2 separate regions of the Homo sapiens genome follow, and region 2 is linked to region 1. The links are chromatin contacts, found by Hi-C or POLR2A ChIA-PET in ENCODE. All regions are on one chromosome and are shown on one strand. The core of a region is the stretch at or near the end of the contact, and the rest is flanking DNA. Distances in the headings are between cores, read along the strand shown.

Region 1 (5,885 bases), core at 192-2,691:
GAGGGCTGTCAGACAGCATCCATTTAATAGCTTGAAGCAAGAGACTGGTCATTTGCTGAGATTTGGGGCTGTGGGAAGGACCTACGGTTTGAGACATTCTGAAATGCTGACCAGAAAGCCCACTGTTGGGGGAAGACAGGTTTAGTGGGAAGGGCAAATTGAGAGACGAGGTCCACCAAGCAGCTCTCAGCAGTTTGAAGGCTTCAAGTTGTTATTCATGCATATCATGGAACAAAAGAATAACAATGATTAACCATTAATGCCATTTATATCCTAATTCAGAAAGCTTACTGGATGTCAAGTACATGTTAGGCATATTTTGGTATAGCTGATCTCATATTATCCTCACAATAACCTTCCCAGTGAAGGGTTATTATCACTTTATAATTGAAACATCTGTGGCTCAGAAAGGTTAAGAAACTTGACCAGGCTCACCAAGCCAGAAAATGAGTTCTGTGATCTATGGAACGTATCTGGCTTCATTCAGAGCTCTAACGGTACAGGAGTTACCATTGTTCACCCTCCTTAAAGAATGAGCATCCAGCGGGACTTTAAAATAACTGTAATTTTTTTTAGTGAGAGACAAGGTGCTTACAAGCAAGCAGCTTGCAATCATGAAGCCTGGGAATCACTGAAGCAAATCTAAGTGCTTAAACTTAACTACAGGAAAAGGAAAGTTAAGTTTTCGGTTCCTCAAATTAATATTTTCATTGTAATGATAATTTCCACTTTTAGTTTGCCGTTTACAAGCCAATTTTATTTTTTATTGCATCTATCTATCATCTATCTATAATTTATTTATTAATTAGAGACAGGGTCTCTCTCCGTAGCCTCAGGCTGGAGTGCAGTGGCGTGATCACAGCTCAGTGCAGCCTCGACCTCCATGGCTCAAGCGACCTCCCACCTCAGCCTCCTAAGTAGCTGGGACCACAATCCCATGCCAATAAGCCCGGCTAATTCTTGTATTTTTTATAGAGGGGCGGGGGCGGGGGTGGCTCACCACGTTGCCCAGGCTGGTCTCGAACTCCTGGCCTCAAGCGACCCTCCACCTCCGCTTCGGCCTCCCAAAGTGCTGAGATTACAGGCGTGAGTCACCGCCCTCGATCTCATTTAAAATATAACTGAGATTTTCCAACTGCTTCACTGATTTGTTAACTAAGTGAACTCTGCTTGGACCCCTCCCCGATTCCCGGTACTGGGACAGGGAAACGAGCCCTAGAGGCGCCCGCAGTGATGTTTGCCTGTTCTCTTACCGAAGCCTGTTATGAGGAGCAAAAAGCAGAATGTCCAAGAAGGCTCTTTGAAGATGTCTGTGAGTTTGCCTGGGGACAGCTCCTGGAAGGCGGTGTCCCCGCGACTAGGGCGAGCCCCGGATTCCCCATCATCCCGGACTCCCCAACACCCGGAGGCGCGGCGCCACGAACAGGACCAAGTAGGAAATGCAAGACCACGCGCCAGAAACGCGGAAGTGGCCCGGAGACAACATGGCGGCGCCGGCGTCAAGTGCCCTAACCCCGGACCGGCGGCCTGGTACGGTGGCCTGTGGGGGACGCCACATTAAAAGAACAGAGACGCTCATCCTGCGCCTGGTAGGGCGAAGTGGGGTCCGGTAAAGCGACCTTCAGCGCAAAGCTGAGGGGGCGCAGGGACCTAACAGCAAGGACCGCAGGGGGAGGCCACCCCTTGCTGGCCAGAATCAGAATGAAGAGACAGACGATAATGCCGTTCATTCTGGCCGTCCCGAGTAGCTGGGACTACAGGCGTGCGCCCACCACGCCAGGCTAATTTTTTAAAAATTTTATGGAGACGGGGGTCCCACTATGTTGCCCGGGCTGGTCTTGAACTCCTGGCCTCATGTGATCCTCCCACCATGGCCTCCCAAAATGTTGAGATTACAGGCCTGAGCCACCGCACCTGGTCATTCAACTATTATTTTAAGCCACACACTTCTGCATAATAGAGCATGTATTATTAGTCTACTATTGCCACACTAAAGAGGTGTAACAAAATGCCTCCCAAACTCAGAGGCGTAACCCAACAATCGTTTATTCTCACTTATGCATCTGCAGGTCACTGATGTGGGCTGAGTTCAGCTGGACGTGTCTCCAAGCTGAAGATTGGGTCCCTGTCTTCTCCATGTCTCAGCTTCCCTGGACCAGTGGGTCAGTCAGGGCGTGTTCTTCTCATGGTGGTTGTTCACAGAAAAAGCGGTCTTGATCCAGACCCCAAGAGAGGCCTCCTGAATTACACGCAGGAAGGAATTCAAGACAAGTTGCAGGGTACGGTGAGAGTTTATTGAAAGCGCCTCCATTACAGAGTAGGGCGTCCTTAGGAAGCAAGCAAAGGAATGCCCCGTCTTTGTTTTAGCTTTTTCTTTTTTTTTTTTTTTTGAGATGGACTCTTGCTCTATTGCCCAGGCTGGAGTGCAATGGCACAATCTCGGTTCACTGCAACCTCTGCCTCCTGGGTTCAAGCAATTCTCCTGCCTCAGCCTCCTGAGTAGCTGGGATTACAGGCGCCCGCCACCACGCCTGGTGAATTTTTGTAGTTTTAGTAGAGACAGGGCTTCGCATGTTGGCCAGGCTGGTCTCAAACTCCTGACCTCAGGATGATCCACCCGCCTCGCCTCCCAAAGTGCTGGGCCACTGCGCCTGGCCATTTTAAATTTTTCATATATAGGCCGGGCGCGGTGGCTCACGCCTAATCCCAGCACTTTGGGAAGCCGAGGTGGGCAGATCACAAGGTCAGGAGATCGAGACCATCCTAGCTAACACGGTGAAACCCCCATCTTTACTAAAAATACAAAAAATTAGCCGGCTGTGGTGGTGGGCGCCTGTAGTCCCAGCTACTTGGGAGGCTGAGGCAGGAGAATGGGTGAACCCGGGAGGTGGAGCTTGCAGTGAGCCGAGATTGCGCCACTGCACTCCAGCCTGGGAGACAGAGCGAGACTCTGTCTGAAAAAAAAAAAAATTTGATATATAGGGGTTTTGTCTATGTAAAGGCTAAACTAAGCTGTGTCTTTGTGCATGTGGTCTGACAGCATGACAAAATTTATTATTTTATTGATTTAAAGAAAACTCTCCTTGACATTTTAGTGTATAAGTACATTAAAGCATAACTATAATTATCTTGAAAGCATATATTACGGGTATTGGGACATCTGGTCTTTCTGTTGTTACAGGATTGTGTCCTTGCAGGTATCTTTAGGCTGTTTTCTCAACTGTAAACATCTTATGACCATGGGTTGTGACTGGCAAGGAGTCTCAAGATGGAGCTCAACTTAAAATGGTGTCACTCTGGCCCTCCTAGGCCTCGGCTTCTCTAACAATGGCAGAAGCAAGAACACAAGTCCAACTGCACAAACACATTGTAAACCTTTGCTTGCATCACACCTGCCAATATCCTATGGCCAAAGTAAATGCACATGGCTAAGCCCAGCAGAAATGAAGCAGGGAAGTATATTCCTTCTGTATGGGAGAAGGGAGTGTGAAAGGAAAATATCTTGGACCCCCAAAATATTTTCCTTTTTACGAAGGAAAACTCAAGCTGGAAACTGCTTAAGACAAACCTGCCTCTCATTCTATTCAAAGTTATCCCTCTGCTCACTGAGAGAGATGCACATCTTATTTGCCTCCTTTGGAAAGCCTAATCAGAAACTCAAAAGAATGCAACCATTTGTGTCTCACTTATCTGTGACCTGGAAACCCCCTCCCTGCTTCAAGTCTTCCTGCCTTTGCTTCAAATTGTCCTGCCTTCCCAGACCTAACCAATGTAATTCTTCTACTGATTGATGTCTCGTGTCTCCCTAAAATGTATACAAGCAAGCTGTGCCCGACTACCTTGGGCACATGTCGTCAGGACTTCCTGAGGCGGTGTCATGGATGCATCCTCAATCTTGGCAAAATAAACTTTCTAAATTAACTGAGACCTGTCTCTGATTTTCTGGGTTCACAGAAGCATGTCTGATTATTTTAAATAATAATCTAACACAAAGAACATGGTTAGACCACTGAATTCCATAGGTATGAGCTCACTGTCACACTTCCTTTACTGAAAATGTGTCCTGGGGTGAGAGATGCTGAATACCATAAAGACACATGCAGCGTTCTGTAAGTCCATAGATGTGGGTGCTGCAGGCAGAGAAGGCGCATCCCTGTGTGGACTGAGTCTATACCTGGGAGGCATATTACTGCCTCCTCCAGGAGTCTGATCTAATTTACTTGCCGTCAAGTGGCCAGCTGGTCTCCCTAAAGAATCGTGTCCTGGCCAGGTGCGGTGGCTCACGTCTATAATCCCAGCACTTTGGGAGGCCGAGGTGGGGGGATCACAAGGTCAGGAATTAGAGACCAGCCTGGCCAATATGGTGAAATCCTGTCTCTACTAAAAGTACAAATATTAGCTGGGTGTGGTGGTGGGCGCCTATAGTCCCAGCTACTCAGGAGGCTGAGGCAGGAGAATTGCTTGAACACAGGAGGCAGAGGTTGCAGTGAGCCAAGATCACGCCACTGCACTCCACCCTGGGCAACAGAGCAAGACTCCGTCTCAAAAAAAAAAAAAAAAAAAAAAGAGAAGAATAGAGAAAAAAGGAAAAAAAAGAATCGTGTCCTGTCAGTTTCTCAAAGTTGGCTTCTGCTGTTGGCAGGTTGGGTACTTAACAGTGACAGTGGCCAGCAAGATCAGCCAGGATGAAGGGCAGTTTATGAGGTTGAACACATGCATAGCCTCTATCCTGTTACTATAGCCACTTCACATATGGGCTCTTTGAGCAAGAACTGAGATGTTTTGGGAGGAAAAGTCCAACATCCAGAGATGACAGAGACCTCCTCCATACCAAATGCCTTCTGATAGATGTTTGCAGAGGACAAGAAGTCTTCACATTCAGTGCCCATTCAAAAAGGTCCATCCACATCCCCAGCAGACCTCCTGTACCTAATCTTTAATCTTGTTCTTTCTTAGTCCCTGATCAACTGGCCAACCCGTGAGCCAGTGTCCATCAGTCCTTTTTTTGTTTGTTTTTTGTTTTTTTTTTTGAGATGGAGTTTTGCTCTTGTTGTGTAGGCCGGAGTGCAATGGTGCAATCTTGGCTCACTGCAACCTCTGCCTCCCAGGTTCAAGCGATTCTTGTGCCTCAGCCTCCTGAGTAGCTGGGATTACAGGTATGCCCCACCACACCCAGCTAATTTTTGTATTATTAGTAGAGACGGAGTTTCTCCTCGTTGGTCAGGCTGGTCTTGAACTTCCAACCTCAGGTGATCCACTTGCCTAGGCCTCCCAAAGTGCTGGGATTACAGGCGTGAGCCACTATTGCCAGCCTGGTCCTTCAGGCCATCCCTACTTAGCTGAGAAGTGGAAAACCAGGCACAGTGCTCAGAGTTCCACCATCTGAGATGACTTCCCTTCACCACTTCTTTTTTTTTCTTTTTTTTCTTTTTTTCTTTTTCTTTTCTTTCTTTCTTTTTTTTTTTTTGTGACGGAGTCTCCTTCTTGTCGCCCAGGCTGGAATGCACTGGCGTGATCTAGGCTCACTACAACCTCCGCCTCCCGGGTTCAAGCGATTCTCCTGCTTCAGCCCCCTGAGTAGCTGGGATTACAGGCGCCTGCCACCATGCCCAGCTAATTTTTGTACTTTTAGTAAAGATGGGGTTTCGCCATGTTGGCCAGGCTGGTCTCAAACTCCTGACCTCAGGTGATCAGCCCGCCTCGGCCTCCCAAAGTGCTGGGATCACAGGTGTGAGCCACCTTGCCCACCCTCCCCACTGTCTTTTTAGGGTTTCTCCTAAGTAAGGCTAGAGTAGAATGGCTGTTCATATCTGGCATGTGCCAGCATATTATGCAGATGTCAACACTAGGCCCATTTTTTCCATCCTGCACTAACTTGACATAGA
Region 2 (6,474 bases), core at 2,782-5,281, 1.4 Mb before region 1:
TCCTTTTCTCTTATAGACTGGAAGCTCCAGGAGGGCAGGCACTGTGCTCTTTTAATCATCCTGGAATATTCTCAGGCCTTCTGGGTAGTGATTAAGAGCCAAAGCTGTTCCTTACTGGCTGTGTGACCTAGAGCAATTGTGCAGTCTCATTTATCTTATCTTGAAAATGAAGATAATTATAGTCTCTACACCTTGGAATTATGAAATTTAATATGAAGTATTAAAAGAAGGCCAAGTGTGGTGGCTCATTCCTGCCATCCCAGCACTTTGGGAGGCCAAGGCAGGAGGATTGCGTGAGTCCTGGAGTTAGAGGTTACAGTGAGCTATGATTACACAACTGCACTCCAGCCTGCACATCAGAGCAAGATCCTATGTCTAAAAAAATAAAAATAAATTTTAAAAGTACTGAAAGAGGCTGGGTGTAGTGGCTCATGTCTATAATCCCAGCCCTTTGGGAGGCTGAGCAGGAGGATCACTTGAGCGCAGGAGGTCAACCAGCCTGGGCAACATGGTGAAACCCCTGTCTCTACCAAACATTTATAAAATTAGCCAAGCATAGGGGCACACACCTGTAGTCCCAGCTACTCGGGAGGCTGAGGTGGGATGATTGCCTGAGGCCAGGAGGTCGAGGGTGCAGTGAGCTGCATTTGTGCTATGGCACACCAGCCTGGACAACAGAGCAAGACCCTGCCTCAAAAAAAAAAAAGGTACTGAAAGAGTTCCTGGCCTATTATAAATACTCAAGAAATACTACGTATTGTCCTTATATTCTAAATGCCCACTTACATACCTGGCAGATAATGTATATACCAGATATCCTGATAATGTATCTACAAGGGGACATTACAGTATCTGACCTTTTGTAGACCCTTAATAAACAGTAGGTACTGTGGCAATTTAGGATTTTTTTGTTATTGGCTTAAAGAAAAAAACATTAAGGCACACAAGCTGAAATAGTTAACACACTCTCAGGTAAATAGTTCCCTGAAAAAAAATAAAACAGATAATTTTGATCCAAGTTACAAAGGGGCAGCTTTAAAACAAATAATTTTCTAGTAGTCAAAACTAACTCAAAGATGAACTGGGGCTCTTTCAAATGACATCACGGTCTCCAGCCTTGGAGGTGCTCAGCTGTTTGTTGACCACGCATGAAGGCATTAGAGAGATTCAAGCCTTGTACAAATTACCTCTCAGGTCTCTAACTTTGAAATCCTCTGCATCTACCTTCAAAAGTATTTTCAGCCGGGCACAGTGGCTCATGCCTCTAATCCCAGCACTCTGGGAGGCCGAAGCAAGCAGATTTCTTTGAGCTCAGGAGTTCAAGACCAGCCTGGGCAACATGGCGAAACCCCATCTCTACAAAAAACAAACAAAAATACAAAAAGGATTTTTTTTTTTTACCATTAATGTGTTGGTTATTATTAAACACCTCTGAAAGTGTTGTCTAATTGAAGTAGACAATGAAATTTCCATGTAAAAATGAAAGCATCCAACTTGGAATATGTAGATAAATCAACAACTTGTAGGAAGAAGGAAACCGAATTTGGTGCCAGAAACCAGGGTTTAAGTCCTGGCTCTTACAGAAGCAGGTTCAATTTCCCTATCTGTAAAATTATGAACTCAGCCTACTTCACACAGTTGCATTGTAGTATGAACTTAAAGCTCATGATACAGAAACATTTATAGAATCCCGAGTCCTAAATAAATGTTTGTTAGCATTAGAGCTCCCACTGCCAAGTTGCTTTTTGGGTTTTGTTTTGCTTAACCATCTTTCTACCTTAGAAAAGGGTGAGAGAGGGGATTGAAAAAACTAGAGGTTTAGATAATTTGAATGCAGTCTGCTGGTTTCAAATCCACAGTTTGAATCAATGGTGGAAAGAAGATTCAGAGGGGAAAAAAAAAAACAACTTTTAAAAATACAAATAAAACAATATAGTGTAACAAGTTCTTATATCGTATTAGGTGTTGTACGTACTGTAGAGATGATTTAAAGTATAGAGGGGAATGTAGATTATATGCAAATACTAGACCATTTTATATCCAGGAATATCAGTGGATTTTGGTATCCACAGGAAGTGGTTCTGGAACTTTTCCACTGCCAATACCAAGGGAAGTCTGTATGAATGATTAAACAGAAAAATCTCTGAAACTTGGATTTATTCCCGGGTTAGTTGCTGATGTCATGTAGTCACTGAAAGTAAGAATGACATTGCTTTTAGAATTCAGCATTAAATACTTCATCTTTTTTCAAGTGGAGAAAAAATATAATGAGCAGAACCCACCTCCACATTTTAATCATTAGGAATAAAAACCACTTACGATGGTTTAAAAATACTACCTAAATAAAAAAGAAAAAGAGGATCTTACTTCTGGGTAATTAATAGCTCAAGATCCTTCTGTTTGTCCCAACCCCTAAGAAAAAAAAAATTATGACTAATCAAGGCTCAAGGAAGCTCAGTCATTTTACAAAAATATTTTAGGTACCTGTTTTGTTTTTTGTTTTTTGTTTTTTGCAAGCAGTTTGCTGGGCATAAAAATAGGACATGAAAATAAATAATGCCTTCGTTTCCTGAAAGCAGGCCTCTAACGTTTCCGGAAGCAGCAGCAATCAACCGGCTGGTGCTATTATTTATGACACGGTCACTTTATTCAAGTAACTATTAAAAAGGAAAGGGCATTCGGGCTCCCATCACTTGGCAATGGGTTTGAGAAAACAAGGATCAGTTTTGACTGTCCAGAATAAGGATCAAAGGGGAAAATATAACTAATACCCACTGCTCTCAGGCCGCAAAAGGAAGAATGCCTCTTGCAATGAGAGGAAATGGCAGTTTCAGATTAGAAAGCAAGCAGAGAGTTCATGGAAAATCTTAGAACATTCTTCCAGGGGATGGCAGACACTTAGCACATAAGCATATCATGTCAGGCAGTGATAAGTGCCAGGGAGAAAAATAATGGGAAGCGGAGATGGAGAGTGGCAAAGCAGGTGTGTGCTCAGTGGGGTGGGCACATTTCAGTAAGGGAATTGGGGAAGGCTCTCCAGGCGGGGGACTTCTGCATGGACCGGATGTGAAACATGTGAAAAACCCTCATGAGAACTGGGGAAAGAGCATTCCACGAGAAGGAAGAGCATGTGCCAAGGTCCTGTAACAGGAATATGAATCGTGGATAGGAACGAAAAGGAGTGACATGGGAGTAGGGGGAAGTGATAGGAGGTGAGGTTAGATATGGTGACGGGAGCAGGGAGGTCTTCCGGGGCTGGTCTTATAGCAATTGAAAGGCACTCGCTTCCATTTATTTTGGTCTCTTCTGAAACAACAGAGACTGGCATGTTGTTTAGCTGGTGTCTTATTCAGAGGGAACCAAGAGTCTAAACTTTAGGTTCTCCCCATGATGTTGGCACTGCTTGTGTCCAAGACATTCAGTAGTTCCTTAAAGACAAACTGACTTCCCTCACCTTGACAAACAGTTCACAAGTCTACTCTCAATTCAGAGTCACCACGGCCATTGCCACTATGCTGCCATCACGCCACCAGACAAATGGTGTTGAACTGGCCCGCTCCTTTGTATCACCTACTGAAGAGTCGAGCAGGAGCATAGTTTTGGTCATCCCGTGCCTGAAGTTAGGCTGCTGGGAGTCAGGGTGAGTGACCTTCTGGATTCTGCAGTGGGAGGTAAGATCTATCTCTTGCCAAGATTCATACAATGGCAGGTACCCCCAACACTGGAAAGGGAAGTTCAGGTGCTGAACTGGCAAAGTAGAGACATTCATTACTCCTGCTTACAGATGCATCTGTTTCCACCTTGGAAAGGGTGGAAGATGTTGCTCTACTTCCCGTTAACTCTTGTCAACATCACACCATCCTCTCTGATCAGCGGACCTGTGCCTACCTTGTTCTTTTTTAAAAAACAAATAGCATTTGTTCTCCAAAAATAACCAATCCAATTAAGCATGACATGACCTGAAGGTCAGGAAATGACTCATGGACTCAGGGGCGAAACCCACACTTTCTGGAACTGAGTTGGACTTGGAGGTGTGCTATGGTGGACTCTAATTATAGAACTCCCCCGGGTGAAAACATGGTCTTGCCAAGGATTGTATTTGCAAATAGATCTGCCATGGTCATGTAATGTACAGTTCTAACTATAAGAAAAGCTCAAGGATAAAGCAGCTTGCAATAAAATAGCACAGCAAATTTAATAATCAGTTCCCTTAAATACTGGGAAACATTATAAATAGCGCTACGTGATGAGTCAGAACTAACCTCATAAATTGAATTTAGAAACTGGTAAGGAATATCTTCTGGGAAATGTGATTCTGTTTCCTTGCATAAAAATAACCACTAGGGAAAAGGTATAATTCCAGGAGAAACCTGGCAAGGTAATTAGAAAGGGTAAATGTAGAATCTGAAGTACCGTATTCCATTGGAGAGCCTGCCTGTAGGGGACAAAATGCATGTTGACAAAACAGGCATAGAACACGCACTCCTGAAAGTGCATGCCACGTGTCAGTGATCATTATAACCTCCCACTCGGAAACCCAGATCCTTCATCCACCCTTCTTTGTCCTGTTTTGTGCCCAACACACGGACATCTATAGACTATTACTGTGGCTGCCTTGTCATCTAGCTTGTATTTAGCTTTGGCAGGTGGGAGGTGCGGGCAGGAAATCTTTGAGTGTGATGAGAGGGCCTCCTGGTGATTCCGCTCCCCACACCTTCCTGGCTTCACTGTGGCTCTGGCAGTGGCTCTTCCTGAGTGCCCTTTTCCCACAGCTCCAGCTTCCACCCCTACTCAGGCTTCTCAGGCCTTGTTCCAGCACACAGCTCTGTGTATAGTCCCTTCCTTAATTTCTTGAAAGTTAAACCTTTTGCAGTGTGCTGCACTGCATTCTGCTGGGACCTTAATTGAAACAGGATCTAGGGTACCCCCAAATCTAGATTTCCAAAGAAGGCAGCAAATATAAATGAGCAAATGCCTAGAAAAATGTAGGCTAAGATCATTAAAGTTTTATCCAATGTATTGAATCGTTACTAAAACATTCAAAATCCATTGGGACTGTGAAGAAAAAATGGATGTGAAAAGAAAATACTCTGAAAAGACTGAGAGTAGCCTAGTCTCAAATTCAGCCTTATACTCAAACCATGTGAACTGAGGCTGGGCTGTTCAGAATGGGTTGATTGGGGGTAACAGTGACTATAGAATGACAACTGGCTACTCCAGAAACTTCTAGTAGCATGAAGAGAGACTTTTCACAGAAATATGGGCATTTCTTGCTATAAATTTCCCTCTTGGAATGGCTTCTGCTGCATCCCATAGGTGTTTGGTACATAGTTGCTATTTGTCTCAAGATTTTTTTGATTTTCTTTTTTATTTCTTCTTTGACCCATGTTGTTTAATTTCTACTTATTTGTGAATTTTCCAAGATTTCTCCTGTTACTGATTTCAAGTTTCACACCATTGTGGTCAGAAAAGATACTTAAGGTAATTTTGATCCCCTGAAATTTGTTTAGATTTGTATTGCAGCCAAACATATGATCCATCCTGGAGAAAGTTCTGTGTGTACTTGAGAAAAATGTGTATCCTGTTGCTGTTGGATGGGATGTTCTGTATATGTCTGTCAGGTCATAAAGTGTAGTTCAAGTCCAATGTTTCCTTATTAATTTTCTGTCTGGATGGTAATCCATTATTGAAAGTGGGGTATTGATGTCCCCTACTATTATTGTATTATAGTTTCTATCTCCCTTCAGATCTATTAATATTTGCTTTATATATTTAGGTGCTTCATTCAATGTTGGATACATTTATAATTATTGTATCCTCTTGATGAATTGACCCTTTCATTGTTATATAATGTCCTTTGTCTCTTTTATTGCTTCTGACTTAAAGTTGCTTTGTCTGATGTAGGTATAGCTACCCTCTGCTCTCTTCTGGTTCCATTTGCATACAGTATCTTCTCATTCCTTCATTTTCAGTCTATGTGCATCCTTAAGAGAGTTGAGTCTCTTGTAGGCAGCATACAGTCGGGTACTTAGGTCTTTTTTTTAATCCATTCAGCCACTCTGTCCTCATATTAGAAAATTTAACCCATTTACATTCAAAGTAACTACTGACAGGTGAGAACTTATTACTGCCATTTTGTAATTTGTTTTCTGGTTGTTGGGGATGTATTTTGTTTCTCCCTGTCTTGCTGGATGGTTTGTGGTTTGACTGCTGTAGTGGGATGTTATGAATAATCCTTTCTATTTATGTTCTGTGCATCTACTATAGATTGTTTTCTGGTTATCATGATCTTTATAAAGAAAGACATTCACATTGTCATATTCCAAAGGCTTACAGCTAACTCGGTAAGGGTGTGAGATTCATAACTGAGAAAAGAAAAACAAAAATTGTCAAAGAAAACAAGAAGTTTCAAGGATGCATTTAAGCAGAGTGAGTTACACCTCTTGAGTAGGAGCCAAGTTTTTAAGGTAATTA

Evidence for each region. A loop is a pair of places that touch in the nucleus more often than their neighbours do. ChIA-PET counts read pairs that join two places held with the same protein, here RNA polymerase II (POLR2A). Pooled maps may share reads with other maps.
Region 2: a pooled map shows a loop between it and region 1 (2.8-fold over the local background). The contact joins the enhancer-like site here to the promoter of ATP8B1-AS1 in region 1. A Hi-C loop is called at or near these places in 1 of 50 pooled maps. POLR2A ChIA-PET finds 5 or more read pairs at or near these places in 2 of 52 experiments (MCF 10A and activated B cell).

Annotation. Positions count from the first base shown.
Region 1 is chr18:57,625,887-57,631,771 of GRCh38, reverse strand. ATP8B1-AS1 (ATP8B1 antisense RNA 1) reads right to left here and starts at 1,441. Exons shown (of 3, transcript NR_164148.1): 1 at 1,254-1,441. RefSeq lists enhancers at 1,180-1,669, 1,193-1,693, 1,740-1,789.
Region 2 is chr18:58,989,113-58,995,586 of GRCh38, reverse strand. No RefSeq gene overlaps it. Among named protein-coding and RNA genes, the nearest start is that of ZNF532, 130 kb to the right of the region's middle. Within about 2 kb of position 4,031, at least 9 of the 41 ENCODE cell types and tissues checked have a DNase peak (open chromatin) inside an H3K27ac peak, as active enhancers do.